2 separate regions of the Homo sapiens genome follow, and region 1 is linked to region 2. Evidence: chromatin contacts called from ENCODE Hi-C data. All regions are on one chromosome and are shown on one strand. The core of a region is the stretch at or near the end of the contact, and the rest is flanking DNA. Distances in the headings are between cores, read along the strand shown.

What was found. Hi-C counts contacts between places; a loop is a spot of excess contacts on that map. Pooled maps may share reads with other maps.
Region 1: a loop to region 2 is called in a map of IMR-90, with 7 times the contacts of the local background. The contact joins two enhancer-like sites. A Hi-C loop is called at or near these places in 5 of 168 maps with a recorded cell type or tissue (HCT116, HepG2, IMR-90 and 2 more) and 13 of 50 pooled maps.

Annotation. Positions count from the first base shown.
Region 1 is chr6:52,396,234-52,402,594 of GRCh38, reverse strand. All of the region lies in intron 1 of PAQR8 (progestin and adipoQ receptor family member 8), which reads right to left. Among named protein-coding and RNA genes, the nearest start is that of EFHC1, 21 kb to the left of the region's middle. RefSeq lists an enhancer at 4,047-4,106. Within about 2 kb of position 2,659, at least 5 of the 41 ENCODE cell types and tissues checked have a DNase peak (open chromatin) inside an H3K27ac peak, as active enhancers do.
Region 2 is chr6:53,479,037-53,485,080 of GRCh38, reverse strand. The region is part of intron 3 of GCLC-AS1 (GCLC antisense RNA 1); the gene reads right to left. Among named protein-coding and RNA genes, the nearest start is that of GCLC-AS1, 51 kb to the right of the region's middle. Within about 2 kb of position 1,445, at least 6 of the 41 ENCODE cell types and tissues checked have a DNase peak (open chromatin) inside an H3K27ac peak, as active enhancers do.

The sequences.
Region 1 (6,361 bases), core at 1,410-3,909, 1.1 Mb after region 2:
CCCAGGCTGGAATGCAATGGTACCATCTCGGCTCACCACAACCTCCGCCTCCCGGGTTCAAGCAATTCTCCTGCCTCAGCCTCCCAAGTAGCTGGGATTACAGGCATGTGCCACCACGCCTGGCTAATTTTGTATTTTCAGTAGAGATGGGGTTTCTCCATGTTGGTCAGGCTGGTCTGGAACGCCCGACCTCAGGTGATCCGCCCACCTCAGCCTCCCGAAGATTTTTTTTGAAACAGGGTCTTGCTCTGTCGCCCAGCTGGGATGCAGTGGCGCAATCTTGGTTCACTGCAACTTCCGTCTCCCGGGTTCAAGCAATTCTCCTGCCTCAGCCTCCCAAGTAGCTGGTATTACAGGCATGCACCACCACACCCAGCTAATTTTTATATTTTTAGTAGAGATGGGGTTTCACCATGTTGGCCAGGCTGGTCTCGAACTTCTAACCTCAAATGATCTTCCCACCTCATCCTCCAAAAGTGCTGGAATTACAGGCGTTAAGCCACCATGCCTGGCCTGTCCCAATATTCTATGTTTACTACACTCAGTGTGAGGCAAAGTTACATCTTGTAAAATGGAAATGTTAGCTACCCTAACATAATTTAGTGATACCAATGACTTAATGATTATCAAGATTTAATTATAAGTAAGGTAACCTTTAAAGGATATGGGCTTTTCTCGATATTAAAATGTAATAAACAGGCTTTAATAGCATGAAATATCATATTGAAGTATAAGAATTACAAATATTGATATAGCTAATGATAGACTGTATTTCTTTAGCACCTACCTAATCTTAAACTATCCACTAATTTCACTGGTACTTTGAAAATATGAGGTGAGCAACTGACTAAGCCTCATATTTAAGACAGGCAAATTGACTCGTCAGTTAGGTTGGTAAAGAACAATGCACATTCTAGGATATCCTAACAGTTAAAATTAACATGTGACCTAAATTTAACATAAAATCTCATTGCAAAGACTGTTGTTCATTTTTTAAATTATGCTCTGAAAAGCAAGTAGTTTTAGATTTGCTTCTCTTGGGTAATTAAAACTGCACTCGGTGAATTTCAGGCTTCAGAAATGCTTAACTTACACTTGTATTTCTCAGTGACAGACGAATACAGCAATTATTTCATAAAATATTTCATGAAACTGCTGCAAAATTTCATCTGAAGTTGCTAGGTAAAGAAATAGATTTTGATCATTTCTAGTTACCTTATGTAATTATGTTTCCCAAGCTTTTTTCTTCAGAAAAATTTAATATCTGATTTATCTAAATGGAGCACATACAGCAAGCACATACAGCAAGTACTGGAGCACATACAGCAAGTACTGTTCAAGGTGCTTACTAATTTTAGCAAAGAAAATGTAATTCCTACTCATACGTCTCAATCAATATTGGAAGAGAAAAAATACCTAATCAGGTAAAAAAGTGTAGGGCATGAAAATTAATAAAATGTAAAGAAGTTCAGGGAGACCTGGAGTCAAGCTCCAGTTTTGCCACTTACTGGGGTGACCTTGGGCAAGTTATAGAATTCTCTCAGCCTCAGTTTCTTCATAATTCTATATATTATATGGGTTGTGTGATAGTTAAATGAGAGGGTCTAAAAAATGAAGTGCTTAGCACTCTGCCCAGCCCAAGGTAAGTGCGTAGTAAATGTGAAATATTGCTGTCATTTTTATTGCTATGAGCTGGGCTCTGTGCTAGGTACTAGGTACTAGGGATACAAAGACTGGTAAGATACACTTCCTGCCTTCAAAGAGATCAAAGTTTACTGGGGAGACAGACATGTAGGGGAATCAACACAAAAATGTGCAATAAGTGCTCCATTAGAGACAAACACTGGTTCACAGAGGTCTCAGCAAACAACCAAAACAGGGAAAGGATGGGGGTATAGCCCTCTTGAAGTGACCCTGAACTGAATCTTGAAGGAAAAATCAGAATTCCTGAGAAAAGATAAAGGCGGAAGAGACTTCTAGGCAGAGAGCAAGGTCAAAGAACTTCTGCCAAGATATGGGCTTGGAAAGCCTGGAGTATCTGAAGTCATTGTAGTTTGCAGTTATGACATTGGTGCCAGAGAGACCTGAACTCACATCCTGAGCCCCACCATCAACAAGCTGCATGAATCCAGCCTGAGCTTTGTTATCTGTGGAGTAAATGACAGAGAAGCTGCCTTACAGGGCTGAAAAAGAACTATATGACATAATGGCTGTAAAGTGTTTAACAAAGTGCTTGGTTCCAAGTCTGCATAACTACTTGCCATTATTATGACCATCACTGATATGAGATGCAGGAATCATTCATGAGTTCAGGGCCTAATGTCCCCTCCATACCTTGAACCTATTTCTATGGCAGCCCCTGTAACCCTGTATTGAGGCATTCATTTAGCCAGCACCCATCAGACAGTGGTCTTCTACCAGGAATGGGCTATGAACTCAAGCTCAATGTAGGAATTAAAGACACCAAGAGAAGTGTATTAAGGATTACAGTCAGCCAGAAAGAGAAACACAGAAAGAGGGAGTGTGGGAGAGAGAAAGAAAATGCTAATTAGAATACCTGAATTCATTTGAAAACAAAAAGAAAAGAAAAAGCTAAGTGGTGCTTCTGCTATCAGCCAGCAGAGGGATCCGAGTGCCTTAGAGTTCAGTTCTGGATGGAAGTTTCTCCAACTGACCTTGGTGGACGAACTACAGGAATGGGCCTGGGATGTGGGATAACTTCTCAAGTTGCCCTGTTGCTGTTAGCAACATATAATCTGGGGGTGCTGGGCTTGTTGGAGTTCTGGGGAATTAAAGTGCTCTATTCTTTAGATATAGTCTTCTACTACCTCTTGTGAAGTAGAGAGCAAACCAGATGAAATTACCAGTCTGATTTTATGGCTGGGAGAAATCAAGGTGAGTCACTGGGTATAACCCCAGTGACTATAGAAGAAGGAATCCCCAAAGATGCTCCCAGTATCCCTGTCTGCATGCTGTCTAAAATCAAGGCTATTTCTCTCATCTTTGGGAACCCAAACCAATCAGACGATTCCTGCATCCAGAGTTAAATAATATATAACCACACAATTCCTACTAATCTTCATATCCTTAAAATAGCGTATCCATCACATAGCAGGTTCTTATAAACTGACAACTCAACTGAATTTCTAAAGACTAAAACTTTGGGTTTTAGTAGTTTAGCGATTGGAAGAGAGCACAATTCAGACCTGGGAACTAACTGGCATCTGTCTGTTCTGAGGGAGAAAGGACGGAACATGATACTGCCTTATTATTGGTCTGCAGAAGACCATGACTGCAGAGCTCTGACAGTTCCTTCTATTTCTCATATCACCAGCCTCCCTCATGACTTTATGTTGACAAGTTATTTTCTGGAAATTATTTCTACTTCACTCTTTCAGAAAATAAACTAGGAAGAGATTTATAGAACTAAGAAGCAGAGAGGTACAAGTCCAAAGGGATATTAACTTTAACTTCAAAAGAAAAGGTGCACAAGGGGAGAGAAATTGGCAGAATCATCATTTCCCTTACAAATGAGATCTTTAAAATGCAGCCACAGAGATCTCAGGGTCTTCTTAATAACTCCACCCCCTGGAGTGTGTAACCCAATAGCCACAAAGGAACCTGAGAGTCCAGGGATACAACCACCATAGGCTCTAACTCAGAATATGATTCCTTACCTCTCAGGAATGAGAGGGTTGCAAAGATCTGTCCTCTGAGGGTAAAAAGGGCTTAAATTTCCCAGCCAGGGACAGTGGCTCACGCCTGTAAATCCCAGCACTTTGGGAGGCTGAGGTGGGTGGACTGCTTGAGGTCAGGAGTTCGGGACCACCCTGACCAACATGCTGAAACACCATCTCTACTAAAAATACAAAAATTAGCTGGGCATGGTGGCCGGTGCCTGTAATCCCAGCTACTAGGGAGGCTGAGGCAGGAGAATCACTTGAACCCAGGAGGAGGAGGTTGCAGTGAGCCGAGATCGTGCCACTGCACTCCAGCCTGGGTGACAAAGCGAGACTTCATCTCAAAAACAACAACAAGAAAGGACTTAAATTTCCCTTTGGTAGTGCAAGGTCATGAAAAATTCTAAGGTCACGCATGGTGGCTCACACCTGTAATCCCAGCACTTTGGGAGGCTGAGGTGGGCAGATCACCTGAGGTCAGAAGTTCAAGACCAGCCTGGCCAATATAGTGAAACCCCGTCACTACTAAAAATACAAAAAATTAGCTGGGTGTGTTAGCAGGCTCCTGTAATCCCAACTACTCAGAAGGCTGAGGCAGGAGAATCACTTGAACCAGAGAGGTGGAGGTTGCAGTGAGCCAAGATCACGCCATTGCACTCCAGCGTGGGCAACAAGAGTGAAACTCTGCCTCAAAAAAAAAAAAAAAAAAAGAAAAAAGAAAAGAAAAATTCTAAACTTGTGGTCAGAAAGAGGGTTTGGGTTGTTTTCTTTTTTTCTGTCATTTCCTTAGCAACCACCTCTTCCTCTGCCATGAAATTCTCCCTTTGAGAGCAGCTAACACAGCTACAAAAATGGTACCATGAGTTATAATTCTTTTATCATCATTAACTTCAGAAACCACTGTCAAGTGGGGTCTGCCCCCCTCCCTCTTAGGCCTCACTTTCACCAAGCAGGTATGGGCAATGCTTCCATGATTCAAAGGACCAGCTGTAAAATTTGAGCCCGTTTTGGAGGAAACCACATATTGTCATCATGATGTTGAAGCCTCCCAGCCTTCCCAGGTGGCTGCACTGAGTAAGAGAGCCCCTCCCTCACTTCTGGCCTCTGTTCCCACACCCTCCTACCTAACCTGATGTGACTATCAGCTGACCAAGATTCTACCTTAGAACAATCTCCTTTGCACAGGGTTCACTCCAGCTCCTGGACAGCTGAAATTTAAATCTTCCTCAAGAATTTTTATTAACTGGATAATCTCAAGTCTTGTAATTTTGATCAACCAGAAATCTTTTTCAGAGCAAGGATTATCTATTCAACACTATTCCAGGCTACAAAGGCCGCAGAGGAAGAATACAATAAGACCCTTTACCTCAAGAAGCTTAGAAGAGTCAAACTTCATGAATCAACAGCCAACAACACCAGATGACACACATAAACAAGTGTAAACTAGAGCGAAATACAAATAGATCTATAGAAGAGAACAAACTCGGAGTATCCTGGGGCAGCGTTGGGGGGAAGTGGGCTTGTGTTAGCCCTAGAAGGCTGGATAGAGCTCAGACAAGTGAGAATTGGGGCATTCTAGCAAAGAGGCAAAATAAGAGCATAGGAATGGTATGACTTCCTGGTAGGTCTGTGAGCAGAGGGGCTACTGGGGAGTAATGAGGAAGGGAGTGGGCTAGGTGCAGTGGAATTAGTGAAAGTTTAGGTTTGATGTTACAGAGGAAATGAGAGTCATTTCTCTCCCGTGAAACTATTACCCTGTTTTAATGCTTATCTCTCCTGAGCTCTGCAAGGATTCCCAATGCTAACCAATGCCTCCTCTCTTGGCTTAAGTGACAATGACACTACCCTCTCTGGCCCCACCTTGGCTTTCTTCTCCCACCATCCCTGTCAATTGTGGTATCTGCCCCCTTTTCACCATCCACAGTGCCTCTCAGACAGGTACTTCTCCCAGGCCCTTAGCTTCAGCTACACCTGTATCCGCTGATTTCCAAATTTGCCTCCAACCAGATCTTTTCTGAGGTTTGAATTAAAATATCCAACTTCTCTAGATGTGTCCAAAAGAATGTCCCCCATGGGCACTTCAGACTCATCTCCAGACATTTCCTTCAACCCAGACTTGACTCGTCCCCTACATCTAATCAGAATCGAGGTTTGCTGATTTTATCTCAACATTTCTGGAAGCCATTTGCCCTTTCCATTTCTACTGCTCTCCCTTAATTTAGGTCTTCAAAATTAACTTATGTTAATGATGACAATAGCAGTCTCATAACTGACCTTTCATCATCAATAATGGCTCTCCTAACTCACATCCCCAACCCTCACTTCATTCTCCAAATCACTTCAGGGCAACAGTTTAAAAATGGAAATCTGATTATCATTCCCTCCTCAAAATTCTTCAACAGCTCACCATTGTTTGTTTACAATACAAATTCTAAGCCCTAATTATTCAAACAGATCCTTTCTCTGTTTTCCTTCCTATTCCAGCCTCCTCTCCCAGAGCCCATACCTCTAAGGCCAATTTGTTGGCCCAGATCTTAATACTCTTAATACTGGGAGTTCTTGACACTCTATCTCCCATGCATGCAAACTCAGTACCCTCTAGCCCAGCAACTCTGGGTCATTTTCAACACTCTAACTAGAAGTCGGCTCCACCAGGAAGCTTTTCTTAACTCCCAGACTGG
Region 2 (6,044 bases), core at 196-2,695:
GCAGAGGCAGGTCTCAAACCCTCGCCTACCTAACTCAGACACACTTGGCAATACTATATATCTCTTTAAGCCTTTCAGAGGATATGTTTTAGGAGGTGGATTGTTCCATTTTATATATATATGAACATGATAGACAGACAGATAGATAGATAAATAGATAGAGATAATTTTAAACGTGCTCACTTTCATTTATGAAAATTTACATTTGATAACTAAAAGAGCCTTGCAATTCCAGCATCTCCCTCATGGTGGCAGTAGAAGACTAAGTCATGTACACGCAGCCTCCAGCACCAACAACTAACCCAGAAGAAACCTCCTTAATAAATCAGCTTTTGGTCAAGATTGGTGTTACGTAAAATGCAAAATTAGGACCCTCGGAAGGGGAAAAAAAGAGTCTCAAGTATCTAGGTTATTGACCCCAGAAACAAAAGAAATTTGACAAACTTGCAAAACAGAGACAACAACTTCCTATGGGGGAAAAAAAAACAAAGCAACTACTTGTTGCTGCCCACCCGTTTAGTAACTGGCCTTGGTAGTCTTCCAGCAGCAAGCACAATAGCCTTGTCCACAGATGCTTTTCCCATTTCCTCGGTCCCCTTGAAACCAAGCTTTTGAGAACAAATAGTTTATTTCTCCTTTCTTAATTTGCTCTGAAGGTTTTTAACACAGCGATAACTGGCATATAGAAATTTCACATATTTTTCTTGATCACTATGGCCTATCAACCCCCGCCTGATGATTAAATGAAGGACGATGTATCCAAGGTTCTTAAAGAACTTGGTTGCAACGAATGAACACAAAAAACACCAGACAATAAACATGTATTGAATTATATCTGGGTACAGTAGACACCATTGGGCAGACTTCAGAATTAGCCCCCGGAAGTTTTGCTTTTGCTTGACTCTTGGTCATAGCTGATTGGACTAGAAGTGAACACCTGACTCAGGAGGAGGAAGTTCATTGGCTGACCAGGAGCCAATTAGGGTCTCTCTCTTGAGAACTCTGACTAAGAGACAGAGATGCAGGTTATTTAGTCCAGTTGCGGGTGTAGCATTAGACAGATATAAAACCCAAGAACTCTTGGTACTGAGGCCTGGTTGTTCAACTTTCCTCGGATTTTAGGGGGTGACCAGGATCCCTCCCAGCAAAGTATCATTTTTGTTTAAGCTTAATTTCAGTGGGTTATGTTACATGCATTCTCCATCAAAGACTCCAAGCCCTGTGCAAAGTGCAGTGAGGGCATACAAAGAATTTATGACATTTCCCTGCTCTCCTGGGTATGGGTAATTTTCCTTGCTGTAGAGAGAACAGGGTCTCTGGAATTCAACCCACCTTTGTGACCCTGTGAATGTTCCTTTTTTTCTCTCTCAGAGATTCAACTTTGTTCTCAGTAACATGGAAATGATAGCATCTGCCTAACAGTCATTTTGAACAGGAAGCGTCCCTCTGGCCGGGTGCCTCGTGCATGGCAGATTATCAGTAAATGTCAGCCTCTGCACTGCTTTGCAAGTAGGTCCTTTGGCCGCTCTCAAATGCAAGTCACACAAAGATTGTGGGAGTTTTTTTTTTTTTTTTTTAAATAGAAAATACATCATTCCTATAGAGAAAAAAATACAGTCACATTTAATAATGGCTGTTTAGACAGGGACAGGTTCTCTCGAGCCTCTGGAGGTGGTGGAAAGTGGAGGTGGGTCACTGATCCCAAGAAATAAGCTACAGGACTGAGGCCAGTTTCTGGAGAGGGGATGGTCACTCCTATATTTAAGCCAATAGTGAAGGTTAAGTAGGAGAGTCCAGAGGGACCCTTGAGCCCACTTGCTTGACAATATTGGTGCAGGACAAGTCTAACCCTCCTAACTGGGCAGCTGCCCCCTCCCAATAGTGGTCTCTCTTATGGAGAAAATTTTTACCCGATCAACTTATTCTCGTGAAGCACAAGGGCCTGATATGAACACCCCTTCTGTAGGCATTTTCAAAGAACTTAGTGAGGGTAACAGAAAGAAAAACCTCTATGCATCGAACTTCAGGCACCATCGGAGAAATGTCTTTTCTTAGATTGGCTTTCAAAGTATCTTTAAATCACCCTATTACAAATGGGGTATTAAATAGCCTGCTCTGCCTAGAGAAAAGGTTCCCAAGATTCCTTGTAGCTGCTGGGAAGTTACTGAAATCCTCAGTGACGTGTTTTGAAAAAGTGTTGACAATACAGCGGAAAGTTGCATCTGGCAGCTAACAAATATTTCTTGAGGGTCCACTCGATGCCAGGGATTGTTGCCCTGAAAATGCAAGGCTACCAAAACAAGCAGTTCAGGCCCTCAAGAACCCTGAATGTTCATGAGTACCCACCAAGTGTCACATAGAGCTTATGTCTCAGATGTTTTTCACAGTCCACCCCCCCAGGATGCATTTCCAAATTCTGTGGAGAGCCTAGAACTGTTTCCTCAAAGCCCTTTAGAGCAGTGAGGCACCAATATCTCTCTTTATTACTCCTTTTTCTTTTCTTTCTTTCTTTTTTTGTTTTTGTTTTTTGTTTTGTTTTGTTTTTTTAGAGATGGAGTCTCACTGTATTGCTTAGGCTAGTCTCAAACTCCTGGGCTTAAGCAATCCTCCCATCTCAGCCTCCTGAGCAACTGGGACTACAGGAGAGCACCACCATGCCCAGCTTTATTACTTCTTTTTAAAAAATAAAACTTTTTTTTAAAAGCAGAGAACGTGCTCATTCATTCTGCAGCTGGATCTTGAATAACTTTTCCACTTTGAGAGTTCTGACCCCAAAAACATTGCTGTCACTTTCCAGGTGTTCTATCCTTCCTTGGACCCCATAGCCTGGCTGCCCAGGTCAGACAAGTATGGAACATTTGTTTGTGAGGACAGAGACAGCCACTGGCAACATACCGAGGTATTACAGAGACTTGCTGTGAAGCAAGGCCAACAAAACATCACTTACACAATCAAATAACAAAGAGGGGCATCTTTTTCAAAATTAAAGGTCTATGTGTAAATAAATTCTTTCTGAAAAATAAACAAGATATGAGATAAGGATCCAGGTTTGCTTTGGTATCACTATGGTTACTAGAATGATGTTCAAGACATTTTCACCATGTTCTCCTCCTTTTGAATGCACGCCACAAGTAAAGCATGCCTGAGTTTGGTCTAGAGAGCCTAGGGTGCATTCTCTTTCATGGATGTAGAAGGGATGCAGTTAGCACATTGCTAGTCTTAAAAACAAACAAAAATCCTAGGGAAGATCCTCTCCTTTACTGGCTCAAAAAAGCCCCTGGTAAGAAAAAGTTGTTATACTATTAATGACATGACTGTTTGGTATTGTAAATATCACTCTCAATCAACCAGTATTAGTGAGCACTTCTGAGCACACTCACCATAAGAAGTCATTTACCCGATGGTTATTGAAACTGTTCCATATGAAATTTTGAATTAGTTGCTCAATGTTCTCATTTTTGCCACAGTGTTTTTCTTGACCTAGAGACATACTCAGTTCTATTCCTCATAAGAACAAACTCTTAACTTTGTTCCTGTAACCTAGACTGAGGACTCAGAACTGACCTCGTTTCACTGCTGCATAATACCATATTTCCTGTTTGACAAAGATCCTACCTTGAGCTTGCAAAGACTCCCTGCTTCTTAAAACTGAAACTGGACCCCTTCCTTACACTTTATACAAAAATTAATTCAAGATAGATTAAAGACTTAAATGTAAGACCTAAAACCATAAAAACCCTGGAAGAAAACCTAGGCAATACCATTCAGGACATAGGCATGGGCAAAGACTTCATGACTAAAACACCAAAAGCAACGGCAACAAAAGCCAAAATTGATAAATGAGATCTAATTAAACTAAAGAGCTTCTGCACAGCAAAAGAAACTATCATCACAGTGAACAGGCAACCTACAGAATGGGAGAAAATTTTTGCAACCTACTCACTTGACAAAGGGCTAGTATCTAGAATCTACAAAGAACTGAAACAAATTTACAAGAAAAAAACCCCATCAAAAAGTGTGCAAAGGATATGAACAGACACTTCTCAAAAGAAGACATTTATGCAGCCAACGAACATATGAAAAAAAGCTCATCATCACTGGTCATTAGAGAAATGCAAATCAAAACCACAATGAGATACCATCTCACGCCAGTTAGAATGGTGATCATTAAAGTCAGGACACCACAGATGCTGGAGAGGATATGGAGAAATAGGACTGCTTTTACACTGTTGGTGGGGGTGTAAATTAGTTCAACCATGTGGAAGACAGTGTGGCGATTCCTCAAGGATCTAGAACGAGAAATACCATTTGACCCAGCGATCCCATTACTGGGTATATACCCCAAGGATTATAAATCATTCTACTATAAAGACACATGCACACATGTTTATTGCGGCACTATTCACAATAGCAAAGACATGGAACAAACCCAAATGCCCATCAACGATAGACTGGATAAAGAAAATGTGGCACATATACACCATGGAATACTATGCAACCATAAAAAGGATGAGTTCATGTCCTTTGCAGGGACATGGATAAAGCTGGAAACCATCATTCTCAGCAAACTAACACAAGAACAGAAAACCAAACACCACATGTTCTCACTCATAAGTGGGAGCTGAACAATGAGAATACATGGACACAGGGAGGGGAACATCACACACTGGGGCCTGTCAGGGGTTGGGCGGACCAGGGGAGGGATAGTATTAGGAGAAATACCTAATGTAGGTGATGGGTTGATGGGTGCAGCAAACTACCATGGCACGTGTATACCTATGTAACAAACCTGCACGTTCTGCACATGTACCCCAGAACTTAAAGTATAGTAAAAAAAGACTCCCTGCTTCTTAGTCATTTTCCCTGATAAACATATAAAATGATTGATCATGAATAGAGAGAAAAAGGCACAAATAAGGACAGGAGGCAGTAGAACATAGAGCTCAAGGAACAAGGTCTCTGGCATCTGATTGCTTGACTTTAACTATGTGACCTTGGGGAAGTTACCTAACCTGCTTATGCCTTAGTTTCTTCGTATGCAAAGTAGGGATGGTAATAATAGCACTTACAGAGTTGTGAGGATAAAAGAACTAGTACAAGTCAAGCATTTAAGATAGTGCTTATAGAATAGTAAGCACTCAATAAATGCTAGCTATTTTTCTAGCTGAGTGCAGTTTTAAAAAATTATCCTTAAAAAAAATTCAAAAGACTACTGTAAACTTTAAGTTGATATAAAACTCATAGCAAAACATCATCAAGAAAATGGAAAGCTAAGCCGGGCACGATGGCTCATGCCTGTAATCCCAGCACTTTGAGAGGTCGAAGCAGGAGGATCACTTGAGGTCAGGAGTTCAAGACCAGCCTGGCCAACGTGGTGAAACCCCGTCTCTACTAAAAATACAAAAATTAGCTGGATGTGGTGGCGAGTGCCTGTAATCCCAGCTACTCAGGAGGCTGAGGCAGAGAATCACTTGAACCCAGGAGGTGGAGGTCACAGTGAGCCGAGATCATGCCACTGCACTCCAGCCCGGGCCACAGAGTGAGATTCGACCCGCCCCCACCCACCCCCAAAAAAAATTAAAATGGAAAGCTGAATAGCTAGCTGGGGAAAATATGTGACACAATATAACAAAAGGTGAATGTCCTTAATATATAAAGAGTTGGTAAACATTGACAATTAAAGATATTAAGACTGCCTAGAAAAGGCAAAGGATATGAAAAAAAATTCACAAAAAAGGGAAAGCTTGAAAAGCCGTCTTGTGTTAATGGATTGGAAAACTTAATACCGTTATGATTGAGTACTACTGAAAGTGATCTACAGATTTAATGCAGACTTAAACGAAATGTGACATATACATTTCACACCAGTCAGAATGGCTGTCATTAAAAAGTCAAAAAACAACAGATGCTGCCAAGGTTGTGGAGAAAAGGGAATTCTTACACACTGCTGATGGGAAAGTAAATTAGTTCAGCCTTGTGGAAGGCAGCTTGGTGATTCTCAAAGAATTTAGAACTACCATTCAACCCAGCAATCCCATTATTGG